Linked DNA regions of Homo sapiens: region 2 is linked to region 1. Evidence: chromatin contacts called from ENCODE Hi-C or POLR2A ChIA-PET data. All regions are on one chromosome and are shown on one strand. Each heading gives the region's core, a stretch centred on a gene start or an enhancer-like site at or near the end of the contact. The rest is flanking DNA. Distances are from core to core; before and after follow the strand shown. Region 1 holds the start of LSR (lipolysis stimulated lipoprotein receptor). Region 2 holds the start of NFKBID (NFKB inhibitor delta).

The links. Hi-C counts contacts between places; a loop is a spot of excess contacts on that map. ChIA-PET counts read pairs that join two places held with the same protein, here RNA polymerase II (POLR2A). Pooled maps may share reads with other maps.
Region 2: a loop to region 1 is called in a map with no recorded cell type, with 20 times the contacts of the local background. The contact joins the promoter of NFKBID here to the promoter of LSR in region 1. A Hi-C loop is called at or near these places in 1 of 37 single-sample maps with no recorded cell type and 4 of 50 pooled maps. POLR2A ChIA-PET finds 5 or more read pairs at or near these places in 1 of 52 experiments (H1).

The regions. Positions count from the first base shown.
Region 1 is chr19:35,243,358-35,250,259 of GRCh38, forward strand. LSR (lipolysis stimulated lipoprotein receptor) reads left to right here and starts at 5,645. Exons shown (of 10, transcript NM_205834.4): 1 at 5,645-5,774. The coding sequence starts at 5,666. RefSeq lists enhancers at 4,229-4,398, 4,532-5,334, 5,335-6,136 and silencers at 5,249-5,328, 5,739-5,808.
Region 2 is chr19:35,894,642-35,901,961 of GRCh38, forward strand. It overlaps NFKBID (NFKB inhibitor delta), which reads right to left and starts at 5,899. Exons shown (of 12, transcript NM_139239.5): 1 at 5,801-5,899; 2 at 4,078-4,181; 3 at 3,831-3,891; 4 at 3,010-3,215; 5 at 2,272-2,417; 6 at 2,085-2,190; 7 at 1,751-1,897; 8 at 1,577-1,628; 9 at 1,339-1,487. The coding sequence starts at 5,861. RefSeq lists enhancers at 3,614-4,186, 4,187-4,758, 4,771-5,327, 5,173-5,422, 5,328-5,883 and a silencer at 5,783-5,932.

The sequences.
Region 1 (6,902 bases), core at 4,395-6,894:
TTCTGCACCTAATAACAGACCTCAAAATATAAAGCAAAAATTGATAGACTCAAAGGAGAAATACACAGTTCTACCATAATAGTTGGAGAGTTCAAAATCCCACTTTCAATAATGGATAGAACACACAGACAGAAAGTAAGTAAAAATATAGTGGACTTGAACAACACAAAAACCAACTAGACCTAACAGATACATATGGAACACTCACCCAATTAAAAAAAAAATCCAAGTACACATGAGACATTCTCTATGATAGATGACATGTTGAGGCATAAGTTAAATCTCAGTAGATTTTAAAATACCTATCAAACGAACTCTTTTCTTTGATCACAACAAGATAAAGTTAGAAATCAATAATAGAAGGAAAAATGAAAATTCACAAATATGTGAAAATTAAACAACATTCTCTTAAACAACCAACAGGTCAAAGAAGAAATCACAAAGGAAATCAGAAAATACTTAGGGACAAGTAGGAAAGAAAACAAAATATACCAAACTTATGAGATGCCCCAAAAACAGTGCTCAGAGGGAAATTAATAGCTATTAATGCCCATGTAAAAAGAATAACTATCTCAAATTAATAACCTGACTTACATCTTATGGAACTAGAAAAAGTAGAGCAAACAAAACCCAAAGCCAGCAGAAGAAAGGAAATAATAGAGACTAGAGCAGAAACTCATAAAATAGAGAAAGAGAATAGACAAAAAAATCTGTAAAACCAAAAGTTGGTTTTTTGAAAAGATTAACAAAATTGGCAAACCTTTGGTGAGACTGATGAAGCACCAAAGAGAGAAGACGCAAATAACTAAAATCAGAAATGAAAGTGGCAATACCACTAATTTTAAACCACCTAGCAAAGAAAAATCTTAAACCAGATGGCTTCATGAGTTAGTTCAACCAAACATTTAAAGAAGAATTCACACAAATAATTTTCAAACTTCCAAAAAATTGAAGAGAAGGAAACACTTTCTAACTCATTCTGTGCAGCCAGTATTACCATAATACCAAAGCCAAATAAAGAAATCACTAGAAAAGAAAATTACAGACTAATATCCCATATGAATATAGATACAAAAATCCTCAAAAAAATTAGCAAATCAAGTTCATTAGCATATTAAAAGGATTACTCAAATATCCAAGTATGATTTATGCAGGAATGCAAGGGTGGTTCAACATAAGAAAATTAATCAATGTAATACATCACATTATTAGAATGAAGGTAAAAAACACACACATGATCATCTGAATTAATACAGAAAAGGTATTTGACAAAATTCAACACACCTTCATGATTAAAAAAAAAAAAACAGAAAACTAATCATACAGGGAAAATTCCTCAATGTGATAAAGGGTATTTATGAAAAACTCACAGCTATCATCATACTCAATGGTGAAAGATTGAAAGCTTTCCCCCTAAGATCAGGAGTAAGACAAAGATGGCCATTTTCACCATGGCTATTGAACACTGTATTGGAAGTTCCACCCAGAGCTATCAGACAGAAAAAGGAAATAAAAGTCATTCAGATTGGAAAGAAAGCAGTAAAACTATCTCTATTCACAGATGACACGATCTATGTATAGAAAATCCAAAAGAATTCACAAGACAGCTACTACAGTTAATAAACAAGTTGCAGGGTACCAGATCAACACACAAAAATCAGTCATGTTTCTATGCACCAGCACTGAACAATCCGAAGAGGAAATTGAGAAAACAATTTCATTTACAACAGCATCTAAAACAATTAAATACTTAGGAATAAATCTAACCAATGAGGTGAAAGACTTGTACACTGAAAATGACAAAAGATTGCTAAAATAAGGCCTGGCACGGTGGCTCAAGCCTGTAATCCCAGCACTTTGGAAGGCCGAGGCGGGCGGATCACGAGGTCAGGAGATCGAGACCATCCTGGCTAACACGATGAAACCCCATCTCTACTAAAACTACAAAAAATTAGCCGGGCGTGGTGGTGGGCGCCTGTAGTCCCAGCTACTCAGGAGGCTGAGGCAGGAGAATGGCGTGAACCTGGGAGGCGGAGCTTGCAGTGAGCTGAGATTGGGCCACTGCACTCCAGCCTGGGTGACAGAGCAAGACTCAGTCTCAAAAAAAAAAAAAAAAAAAAAAAAAGATTGATAAAATAAATTAACAAGTATCTAAATAAATGGCATAAATGGCAAGATGTGTTCATGGATAGAAAGACTTAACATTAAAAATGTCAATACTACCCAAAACAATCTACAGATTCAACACAATGCTGATCAAAATTCCAACGTCTTTTCCCAAAGAAATGGAAGCAGATCCTCAAATTCATATGGAGTTTTAAGGGGCCCCCAATAACCAAAACAATACTGAAAGAGAAGAATAAAGTTAGAGGACTCACACTTTCCATCTGTGAACTTACTACAGAGCTATAGTAATTAAAACATATGGTACTTGCATAAGGATAGGCGTATAGATCAATGAAATAGAATACAGAACCGAGAAACAAACCCTCACATATATGATTAATTGATTTTTGACAAGGAAGCCAAGACCACTTAATGGGAAAAGGACAGTGTTTTCAACAAATGGTAGAGGGAAAACTGAATATCCATATGCAAAAAAATGAAGTTGGACCCTTCTACCACATACTAAAATTAAAATGGCCCAGGCCGGGTGCAGTGGCTCACACCTATGTGAGCACTTTGGGAAGCCAAGGCAGGTAGATTACTTGAGGTCAGGAGTTCGAGACCAGCCTGGCCAACATGGTGAAACCCCATCTCTTCTAAAAATACAAAAATTAACCCAGTGTGGTGGCATGCACCTGTAATCCCAAATACTCGGGAGGCTGAGGCATGAGAATCGGTTGAACCCGGCAGGTGGAGGTTGCAGTAAGCGGAGATCACACCACTGCACTCCAACCTGGGCGACAAAGTGAGACTCAGTCTCAAAAAATAAAATGAAATAAAATAAAGTGGCTCAAAGACTCAATTTAAGAGTTAAAACTATAAAACTCTTAGAAGAAAATATTGTTGAAAATCTTCATCACATTGGACTTGGCAACAACTGCATAAATAGGATACCAAAAGTACAAGGAAGAAAAAATAGTAGGTAAATTGAACTTCATCAAATTAAGAACTTTTGTGCACCAAAGGACACTATCAAGAAAGTGAAAAAACCTGGAGAATGGAAGAAAATATTTGCAGATCATATATCTAACAAGGGATTAATATTCAAAATATATATAGAACTCCTACAACTTGACAACAAAAAAACAAACAACCCAATTCAAAAATGGGCAAAGTACTTGAATAGACACTTCTCCAAAGAAGATATACTAATGGACAATAAATTCGTGGAAATATGCTCAACATCGTTAGTCATTGGGGAAATGCAGATTACAACCACAATGAGATGCCACTTCACACTAACCAGGATGGCCATAATCAAGAAAATGGATAATAAGTTTTGGTGGGGATGTGGAGAAATTGGAATCCTCCGTGCATTGCTGGTGGGAATGTACAATAGTGCAGTCATTGGGGAAAACAGTTTGGCAGTTCCTCAAAAGGTTAAAAATAGAACTACCAAGTCACCCAGCAATTCCATTCTTAGGCATATATTCAAAAGAAATGAAAGCAGATATTTGTACACCAGTGTTCACAGCTGCACTATTTACAATAGTCAAAAGGTAGAAACAACCTAGGTCCATCCACAAATGAATGGATAAATAAAACGTAGCATATACATACAATGGTACACTAGTCCGCTGTAAAAAGAAATTTTGATCTTACTGCATGCTACATGGCTTCGACATACTACAACATGGATGGACCTTGAAAACATTATTCTTTGTGAAATAAACTAGACACAGGACAAATGTTAGACGATTCCACTTATATGAGGCACCTAGAATGGGCAATTTGGTAAGCAAAGTAGAATAGAAATTACTAGGGGCACAGGTAGCAGGGAATGGGGAGTTACTGTTTAATGGTCACAGAGTTTATGTTGGGGATGATGAAACAGTTTCGGGGATAAAGAGTGGTGATTGGTACACGACATTGTGAATATACTTAATGCCACTGAATTTTACACTTGAAGTGGTTAAAGCGATAAATATTATAGTTTGCATATTTTATCATAAAAATATTTTTTTAAACGATGAAGGGACGTGAACGGGTTGAAATTTTATAAAAAGTGGCCAGGGAAGGTGTCACTGCAATGGTGTCCTACAGGAGGAGGAAGATCATGTGGACATCTGCGGGAAGGGTGTTCTGGCAGAGGGAGTAGCACGGGCGATGGCTCTGAGGACTGTGAGAAGTATAGTTGGAAACAGCGAGGAGGCCAGGGTGTCCGAAGCTGAGTAAGCCAGAGAGAGTGGGAGGAGGTGAGATAAGAGGGGGAAGGTCAGTTTCTGCTGAGAGTGAGGAGGAGCCACAGGAGGGCTGTGAGCAGGTGGACGTGATCTGGCTTGAGTTTTAACAGGGCCAGTAGAACAAAGCACGCCTGGGTACCGAAACCAGCCACTGGCCAGTTGGCAACCTGGGGGAGTCTAACGCGAGGAAGCGCCCAGGGTTCCCCCAGGATGCGCTTTCCCTCGCCGCCACCTGGAGACAGCAGAGTCACGCCCAGCGCTGCGCAGGCTGATCGCCGCGCCGCGCCCCCGCCCTCGGTCGCAGGTGGCTCGTTCCGGGAATTCCTAAGCGGAAACCGGTCCCAAGCCCCGCGCCTTCGCTCGGCCCCTTTAAGAGCCAGAATTTCCGGAGGGCTGACCCGGGGGCTAGGGATGCCCAGGGGCCGAACCACAAGTTGGGAACGGGTGGGGGAGGTGGCGAAAACTTCCGAAGTGGAATTCCAACTTTTCCTGGCCCTGATTCCCCTTGGGCATCCCTGAGGGGGCAGAGCTTCCCTTCCGGGGACTTTAGAGGGTTCCTCAGGTCATCTAACTGGGAGACACAGGAGGCCCGAAGCGCCCCCCCTCCACCCGGTCCGGAGGAACCCCAGTGGAAGTGGAGAAGTCAGGCGCCACCAACAAGCCTCTCCCAGCCAGGACTTTGCTTAGACTCGCTCCTCCCGGCAGGGCGCACCTAGGCGGGTCCATCGCCAGCCGGGGAGAGGGGTTTGGGCAGGGAGGGAACAGGTGCGCGGCGGGACCCGCCCTATCTCAACAGGTGAATCGCTCCAAGTGGGTCTCGGTTGCATGGATCTCGGTGCGCTTGGTTTGGCCGGAGCAGATGGGGGCCGGAAGGGACCTGTGGTCCGCAGGCGCCCTCCCAGCGGGCCAGTCACTTGGTTCGGGCCCTGGGGGACGGAGCGCACCTGGGTCAGCCCACTTCCGGGGAGGGAGGCAGAGGAACCCCTCCCCGCCGCTCACCCCTAAGCCCAGCCCTCGGCTCCCACCCTTGTGTACCTGGGCCGAACCATTCACCGGAGCGCGCAGCGGGTGGAGTGTGGCTCGGAGGACCGCGGCGGGTCAAGCACCTTTCTCCCCCATATCTGAAAGCATGCCCTTTGTCCACGTCGTTTACGCTCATTAAAACTTCCAGAATGCAACAGGACGGACTTGGAGTAGGGACAAGGAACGGAAGTGGGAAGGGGAGGAGCGTGCACCCCTCCTGGCCTTGGTGCGCGCCGCGCCCCCTAAGGTACTTTGGAAGGGACGCGCGGGCCAGACGCGCCCAGACGGCCGCGATGGCGCTGTTGGCCGGCGGGCTCTCCAGAGGGCTGGGCTCCCACCCGGCCGCCGCAGGCCGGGACGCGGTCGTCTTCGTGTGGCTTCTGCTTAGCACCTGGTGCACAGGTACGGGGCACGGGGCCTCTGACGCTGCGGAACGCCGGAGGGAACTGTAGAGGGGGATGGATGGAGTTGGAGGCGGCGGGAAGCGGGAAGCGGGGGTCTCAGAGGCTGGGACCTTCCGATCCCCTGGGTCTTGGGCGATCTGTTGCGCGCGGGAGTGAGAGGAATTCCCCATTTGTGCCGGGGAGCGCTCCCCGCGCCCTTATCTGGAAGATAGCAGGAAGTGAAACTCCCTGGACGGTGAGACCCGGAGCGGCAGGGAGAATGGAACTCTTTGTGGGGAGGGAGTGGAAGACCGCCCGATCTCTGGGAAAAGAAAAGCCGGGATGGGACTTGGGCGCACCCGGGGATTTCTAAGTTTTGGAGTAACGGGGAGAGGGCACGGGAGGGCTGGATCAGACGCTTCCTAGAGGGACAGAGACGAAGGAACAATGCCTAGGCCTCGGGTGGGTGTGGGACTGGGGACTCCCCATCCCCCGCACCCCACCCACCTCCCGCGGGCTCCGGATTATACGTGCGTAAGAGTCTGGTGGGATGGATTTACGGACTTGAAACCGACTTCTGCTGGCAGGCTTTCACCTGGATGGGATATTTGGGTGGTGATGAGGTCTTTCCCGAGACACTTTTGGTTCAGTCATTTGAAATGACTTTAGAGTAGGGTGAGGTGGTGGGAGGCTGATGGAGATATTGTGGGGGCTTTAGTCCCTCCATGGCAAAGCAGTTCAGGCAAACAACTCCATGGTTTTCCCTCCAAATTCAAAAGGCCCCGGGTAACCTGGAATCCTTCGTAGTCGGTTTTGAAGTGGGGCCTTGGGCGCTGGGGGCATCAACATGGCCATCTGGGCTTGCCTGCCCAGGCCACACAGAGGCCCCTTGTTGTGGGTGAATGGCAAAGGGAAGAGGGGACTGGTGTGGTTCAGAGGCCACAGGCTGGGAAGAGGGATGGCGGGCGAGTCCAAGGAAACTGGCCGTGTCACCGTGCACCTGCCACTTCAGCCCCACGGGTCTATAAAATGGGCATGATTATCGTGGCTACCTCACTGGTCCTGGCAATTAAGGAACAATGTGTGCCAGGCACTCTGTAAACCACATACTTGCGAGTGTCAAGCTGGTGACAGGTGGCGTTCCTGT
Region 2 (7,320 bases), core at 4,649-7,148, 650 kb after region 1:
AAGCTGTGATCATGCCACTGCACTCCAGCCTGAGTGACAGAGTGAGACCCTGTCTCAAAGAGATTTTTGAGGCCAGGTGCAGTGGCTCACGCTTGCAATCCCAGCATTTTGGGAAGCCGAGGCAGGAAGATCACCTGAGGTCGGGAGTTCGAGACCAGCCTGACCAACATGGAGAAACCCTGTCTCTACTAAAAATACAAAATTAGCTGGACGTGGTGGTGGGAACCTGTAATCCCAGTTACTCGGGAGGCTGAGGCAGGAGAATCGCTTGAACCCAGGAGGCGGAGGTTGTGGTGAGCCGAGATCACACCATTGCACTCCAGCCTGGGCAACAAGAGCAAAACTCCATCTCAAAAAGAAAAAAAAAAAGATTTTTGATTTCCCATGCCTGTTTCCTTTTCAGTAAAATAGAGAAAATAGAGTACACATGTCAAAGGGTGTTTGTGAGGTTTCAATAAGCTAATCTATGAAACTCAGTGCTTGATGAATGAATAGTAAGTGCTTGATAACATACCCTAAGGTCAGTAATATTATTCCCAGTTAACAACTAGGGGCCAGGCACAGTGGCTCACGCCTGTAATCGCAGCACTTTGGGAGGCCAAGGTGGGAGGATCATTTGAGGTCAGGAGTTTGAGACCAGCCTGGCCAACACAATGAAAGCCCACTTCTACTAAAATACAAAAAAAAAAAAAAAAAAATAGCCAGGCATGGTGGCGTGCGCCTATAGTCCCAGCTACTCAGGAGGCTAAGACAGGAGAATCACTTGAACCTGGGAGGCAGAGTTTGCCATGAGATGAGATTGCACCACTGCACTCTAGCCTGGGCGACAGAGTGAGACCCTGTCTCAAAAACAAAAAAACAAACAAACAAAAAAACCCTGCTGGGCGCGGTGGCTCACGCCTGTAATCACAGCACTTTGGGAGGCCAAGGCAGGTGGATCACCTGAGGTCGGGAGTTCGAGACCAGCAAGACCAATGTGGAGAAAGCCTGTCTCTACTAAAAATACAAAAAAATTAGCCAGGCGTGGTGACTCATGCCTGTAATCCCAGCTACTCAGGAGGCTGAGGCAGGAGAATCACTTGAACCCGGGATGCAGAGGTTGCGGTGAGCCAAGATCACACCATTGCACTCCAGCCAGGGCAACAAGAGCAAAACTCCATCTCAAAACAAACAAAGAAACAAACAAAAAACCCCTAAGGCACAGAGAAGTGAAGTAACATGTTCAAGGGCACGCAGCAAGGAAGAGGCAAAGTCAGCATTTGCCTGGAGCTCCCGGACATCCAAGTGGCCCCATTCCACACAATCTCCCAGGGTCTGACCGCCCACATCCCCGCTCACCTGGCTGGTGTGATTAGCACCCATTTGCAGCAACATGTGGACACAATCCAGCCTGTCTCGGGCCTGTGTGCTCAGCACCCGGGGACAGAGGTCGGAAGGGCGCATAGCAACGTTAAGGGCCAGGATGGCCGTGTGGAGCGGGGTGAGGCCTGCAGAATGGAGACAGTGAGGGACCCGCATCTGCACCCACCTCGCCCAGCCACACCAACCACACCAGCCCTGCCCACACCCAACTTACCCTCGAAGTCTCTGGCTTCCAGGTCAACCTGGACCCCAGAGTTAAGCACAGCCTGGGAGGAAGAGAAGGCAGACTGCTGGGTAAGGGTATCCCCTGGCCTCCTGGCCCTGGAAGCCAAAATCTGGGCAACCAGTCTACCCCCCAGACAAACCCCTGCCTGCCAGCTGGCCATACCAAGAGAACTCCTGGGAGCCCGTAGGTAGCGGCCACGTGCAAGACCGAACGTCCCTGATGGTCAGCGGCATTGGGCTCTGCTCCCAGGTTCAACAGATCCTCCACAATCAGGGGCTGGTTGGCAGCAGCCGCCACCAGGAGAGGGGTCTGCAGGCCACAGGAGAAGTCAGGTTGGGCTCCTGGTTCCCTCCCGTCAGAAAACCAGGCTCCCAGCCCCATCCCCCCTCAGCCCCAGGAGCTCACCCCCCATTCCCCTCTTCTCTAGGATCCAGGGGTCCAGGCCCCAGGCTCCTTCCTCCCCTGAACCCAGGAGAGTTCAGGCCCCAAGCCTCACCTTGCCCTTATGCTCACGAATGTCAAGACGCCGGTACACCTGGAGCACCTCAGCCGCAGCATATGCCGCCCAGCGCAGCCCCCGAGCCGCAAACAGGTGAAGGAGCCTGAGGACAGGTGGGGGACAGCCGTGAGAACAGCCCCCACCAAGCCAAGAGTCTGCAGACAACCCTATCCCTTATACTCACGTGTCCCCCTCCTCATCCTGGGCCAGCAGCTGCTGTGGCCCCAAAGCCAGCATGTGAGCTCGGGCCACCTCCAGCGATGGTCCAGGGACCACAGCGGGGAACTGTGGGGGTCCTGAAGGGGGTGCAGAAACTCTCCAGGGTCCAGCCTGTGGCAGAGAAGATCCTACATAGAACTGGGTGTCTGGGGGGTCCTGGAGGGTGCAGGTGGTGGGGAGACCCAGTCAGCTGAGAATTCCTCCATCCCAAGCCACCACACACACATCTGCATGCAGAGCCCCTGGGTATCCCATCTATGCCAAGTGACCTTGGACCTTTAGGCCTCAGTTTTGCCCACCTGGAAAAGGGTATTTTTTTTTTTCGGTGACAGAGTCTTGCTCTGTCACCCAGGCTGGAGTGCAGCAGTGCAATCTCTACTCACTGCAATCTCTACCTCCTGGGTTCAAGCAATTCCCCTGCCTCAGCCTCCCGAGTAGCTAGGATTACAGGCGTGCGCCACTACACCCAGCTAATTTTTTTATTTTTGGTTTCACCATGTTGGCCAAGCTGGTCTCAAACGCCTGACCTCAAGTGATCCGCCTGCCTCAGCCTCCCAAAGTGCTGGGATTACAGGTGTGAGCCACCACGCCCGGCCTGGAAAAGGGAATCGTAACTGAGCTCCAGACATCTCAGAATACTGCAGGAGTGCAACTGCGAATTTTTAGGGGCCCTTCAGCATCCTGTACCCACTCTGTATCTCACCTCCATGCCCTGGGGAAATGGGCACGGCTGCCCTGGGTCCGAGGGTGGGTAGAAGTCAGGAGGCAGGAAATTTTCGGCAGCAGAAGCAGGGCAAGAGTAGGGGCTGTCAGTGTAGGCAGCATGCGTGTTGGGGTCCCAGTCTGGAAAGCCCAGGCTGCTAGGTCCAGAACCCACAGTCTCCGAGTGTGCTGGGAAGGGAGGGTGGCCTGCGTGTAAGAGGAGGGGCAGGGGCAGGTCTGGTTACCAGAGTTGGGGACGTCACATCCAGGGCTAGAGGGCCTGGCGTCTCCCAAGGTACTGAGAGTTAGTACTTCTGGGACACCAAGCTCCCGGGACCTGGATTCCTGGGACACTGAGGAATTGAGGGCCTGGACTCCTGGGGCACTAAAAAGGCTGAGCCTGGGCCCTGGGGCTCCGTAGGACTATGTGCATAGACTACTGGACTCAAGAGAACCTAGGAAATCAGACTGCTACTGAGTTCCAGCAAGAATGAGGGCCTACCAGCCTAGGCAACATAGCCAGACCCCGTTTCTACAAAAATTTAAAAAATTAGCCAAGCAAGGTGGCATCGCCTGTGGTCCCAGCTACTTGGGAGGCTGAGGCGGGAGGATCACTTGAGCCCAGAAGGTTGAGGCTGCAGTGAGCCAGATAGCGCCACTGCACTCCAGTGCCAGGGCAACAGAGTGAGATCCTGTCTCAGAAAAAAAAAAAAAAGGGAAGAATGAGGGCCTGACTCCCAGGTGTCCCAAAGTTCTGAGAGCTGCGATGTCTGAGTCCCTTAGGGAAGGGGGATGGGGAGGCCGGGAGCTGAGAGAACTTACCAGTCACAGCCTCATTCACAGATGGGGTCAGGGGCTGCTCTGGGGGAGGGAGAAATTGTCCCTGTAGAGACAAAAGCAAAAAGGAACCCAGGTGACTTTATCTGGCAGATTCCTCCGGGTCTGTCTCGGATCTATAAGACATTTCGGTCAGGACCACCCCTCTCATCAGCCCCGAGGGCCCGGCAAGCCGCTGAGTCCCTACGGGACAGCACGGGGCCTCCGGAGAGCTGTGGCTCCCTGGCCTCACCTGCACCCCGCCAGCGTCGGGCTGCTGCTGCTGGCGGCGCCTCTGCTCTTCCAGAAGCTTCTTCACGGTTTGCGTTGGGCAGTGGCTGCGCTCACCCCTGCTCACTGTGCGGGAGAGGAGAGGGGGAAGTCATCAAGGGTCCTTAAGTCACCTAAATGCCGCGGGGGTGGCGCGCGGGGAGTGGGTTTGGGCACCCTCCTCGCCCTCCCGCGCGGAAAAACTGGCACATAGATGCCGCCTGACTCCTCCAAAGCCATTAGAAGATTTGGGGTGGGGCATCCGCCTCCGCCGTTTCCTTCCTTTTGCTCCGCACTTTCCCTCTGACCCAACTTTCCACCACCGTCGCGGAAAGTGAGGAAGGGGGAGGAGGGCACCCCTCTGCAGCAACCACCCCACTTCCGTAAAAAAATTCCACCCCCAGATATCCAAGTTTTGAAGTCAGCGGGTTGGTGGGGGGCCGGCGCCAGGCGTCACTCCCTAGACTCACATCCAGGTTCCCAACATTTTTTTCCCTAGAACCTGACCCGGAAATCAGGAGTCCCCAGCGCCCCTCCTCGAGAAGTCAAAGGCCTCACCCCGGGCCGGGAGCGGTGGCTCACGCCTGTAATCCCAACACTTTGAGAGGCCAAGGGGGGCGGATCACCTGAGGTCAGGTGGCCAACATGGTGAAACCCCGTCTCTACTAAAAATATAAAAATTAGCCGGGCGTGGTGGCAGGCGGCTGTATATCCCAGGTGAGGCAGGGGAAACACTTGAACCCGGGAGGCGGAGGTTGAGGTTGCAGTAAGCGGAGATCGCGCTACTGCACTCCAGCCTGGGCGACAGAGAGAGACTCCATTAAAAAAAAAAAAAAAAAAAAAAAAAGGCCCATCCATACAGTCTCTTTTTCAGGCCCCAGGAATCTGGACCCTCAGTTCCTTCCTCTCTAGGACCTGGGAGCCCCAGTTCCCAAACTCCTTCCCACGACTCAGAAAGACAGAACCCTCACCCTTCCGAGCCTGGGTTCCGGCGGAGGAAGGGTTAAGTGGGGATTGCGCGGGGCGGGGGCGGGAGGAGGTGGCTCGGAAACAGCCCCGACGCGGCGCGCTGACGCCACGGCGCTCACGCAAGGGAATCTTCCATCCTCCCCTTCCCCCCAAGTCCTGTGCCCCAGGTGTCCTGCTCCGAGGCGGGGCGCGCGGCCGATCGTGGCGCTCGTGGAATCCCCGCGCAAGGGGAATTCCTGCTCAGCCCCGCACGGGTGGCCATCCGGAAATCCCAGGGCGGGGCAGAGGCAGGGTCACCGCCAGCGTAGACCCTGAGGCCAGGCTCCGGACCCTTCCCCACCGAGACCCACGCCGATTTTAAGCAACCACGCCCCCCCCCCCCCCCCCCGCACTCAGCCTAGTCCCTGCTTCTAGGGGTAGGAGTCTCGGTTGCCAGCAACCCCTAGCACCTCCAAGGACCCAGAGATCCAGCCTCCCAAGCCTCCCAGCCCTTGCACCCTCGGGGCCCTGCGATCCTGGATCCCCAGGCCCCTGCACCCCCAGGACCCAGAAGTCTGGGATCCCAGCCGCCCCTCTGTCACGATCCACGATCCCCTCCTCCTCCAAACACCTAGGGCCCTCACTCTCGGGATAAAGGACTGACGCTTCAGCTCCGTCCCTCAGGGCCTCGGGAGTCTTTCGATCCTCAGTCCCTCACTCTCTTAGGGGGCCGAACGCGTCCTGCCCGCGCCCATTACCTCGGGGATTCCGTGGCGTGGATTGCGGGCCCCCAGGGCCGCGGCCTCGGCGCTGCGCCAGCCTCGCTGTTTCCCCCGCGGAGCCGCCGCCGGGTCCCCGATCTTGGGTCCGGTACCCGCGAGTTTTTAAACTAGGGGTTATGGCACCGCCCAGTCCTGGGCAGGGCCCGCCCACAGGCCTGGGAGTCCCCGGGTCGCGCTCCGGCGAACGCAGTCCCTGAATGGGCGCGGCGGACTTGGGAGGCGGACTACTCAGTCCCCCCGGGAAGGAGGGAGCTGGGGTCCAGATCTTTGCTCTGAAGGAGCCTAGGGCACCGGGCTCCAAGAGGAGGGAGAAACCGGGGGGCCTGGATTTCTTTTCTTTTCTTTTTCTTTTTTTTCTTTTCTTTTTTTTTTTTTTTTTTTTTTGTTGTTGTTTTTGAGAAGGAGTCTCTGTCGCCCAGGCTGGAGTGCAATGGTGCGATCTCTGCAAACTCCGCCTCCTGAATTAAAGCGATTCTCCTGCCTCAGCCTCCCGAGTAGCTGACACTACAGGTGCTGGACACCATGCCTGGCTAATTTTTGTATTTTTAGGAGAGATGGGGTTTCACCGTGTTGGCCAGGCTGGTCTCGAACTCCTGGCCTCAGGTGACCCGCCTGCCTTGGCCTCCCAAAGTGCTGGGATTACAGGCTTGAGCCATGGTGCCTGGCTGGGGCCTGGATTTCTGGGTCTGTGTCTAAGGGGGTGCTGGAGGCTTTGTCTCCTGGGTCCTGCCCATGGGGGTAGGGGTAGGAGTGGGGATGGAGATGGGGTGGGGGCAGGGAGAATATTACTGGGTCCAGAGGGAGGCAGGACTGGGGGTCTAGACTCCCAGAGGAAGGGTCTGTGGGTAAGGGTATAGGGTGTGGCTCAATTTCTCCCTCTCCCCTACATCACCCTTTTTAGAGGTCTGGTTTCATTTACTCATTCATCATTTAAAATAATTTATTGCAGCAGAGGAGGCATTTTGCTGTGTATTGTGAACTAAGCAGGCAGGAATTCCCAGCCCTGGAGCTGGCATTCCAGTGGGAGGCCACTCTCAGTTTCACTTGGTGACCTTTCACAGCACTGACCATGTTGGCCCTATTTCTCCCCTGCTTGCTTGCTTTTCTATTTTATTTTATTATTACATTTTTATTGTTAGAGAGAGGGTCTCATTCTGTCGCCCAGGCTGGAGTGCAGTGGCAAAGTGGTGAGATCTCGGCTCACTGCAACCTCCACTTGCCTCAGTCTCCCAAGTAGCTGGGATTACAGGAGCCTGACACCATGCCCGGGTAATTTTTGTATTTTTGTAGAGACGGGGTTTCACCATATTGGCTTGAACTCCTGATCTCAGGTGATCCCCCCACCTTGGCCTCCCAAAGTGCTGGGATTACAGGCATGAGCCACTGCGGTGGCCTCTCCCCTGCTTTCAAGATGCCATGCTCTCAGGGGTCCCCTCCCTCTTTCTCCATTTCCCTGGCAAAGTTCCTCCTCTTCCCCCATTCAGTGTGTGTTGTGA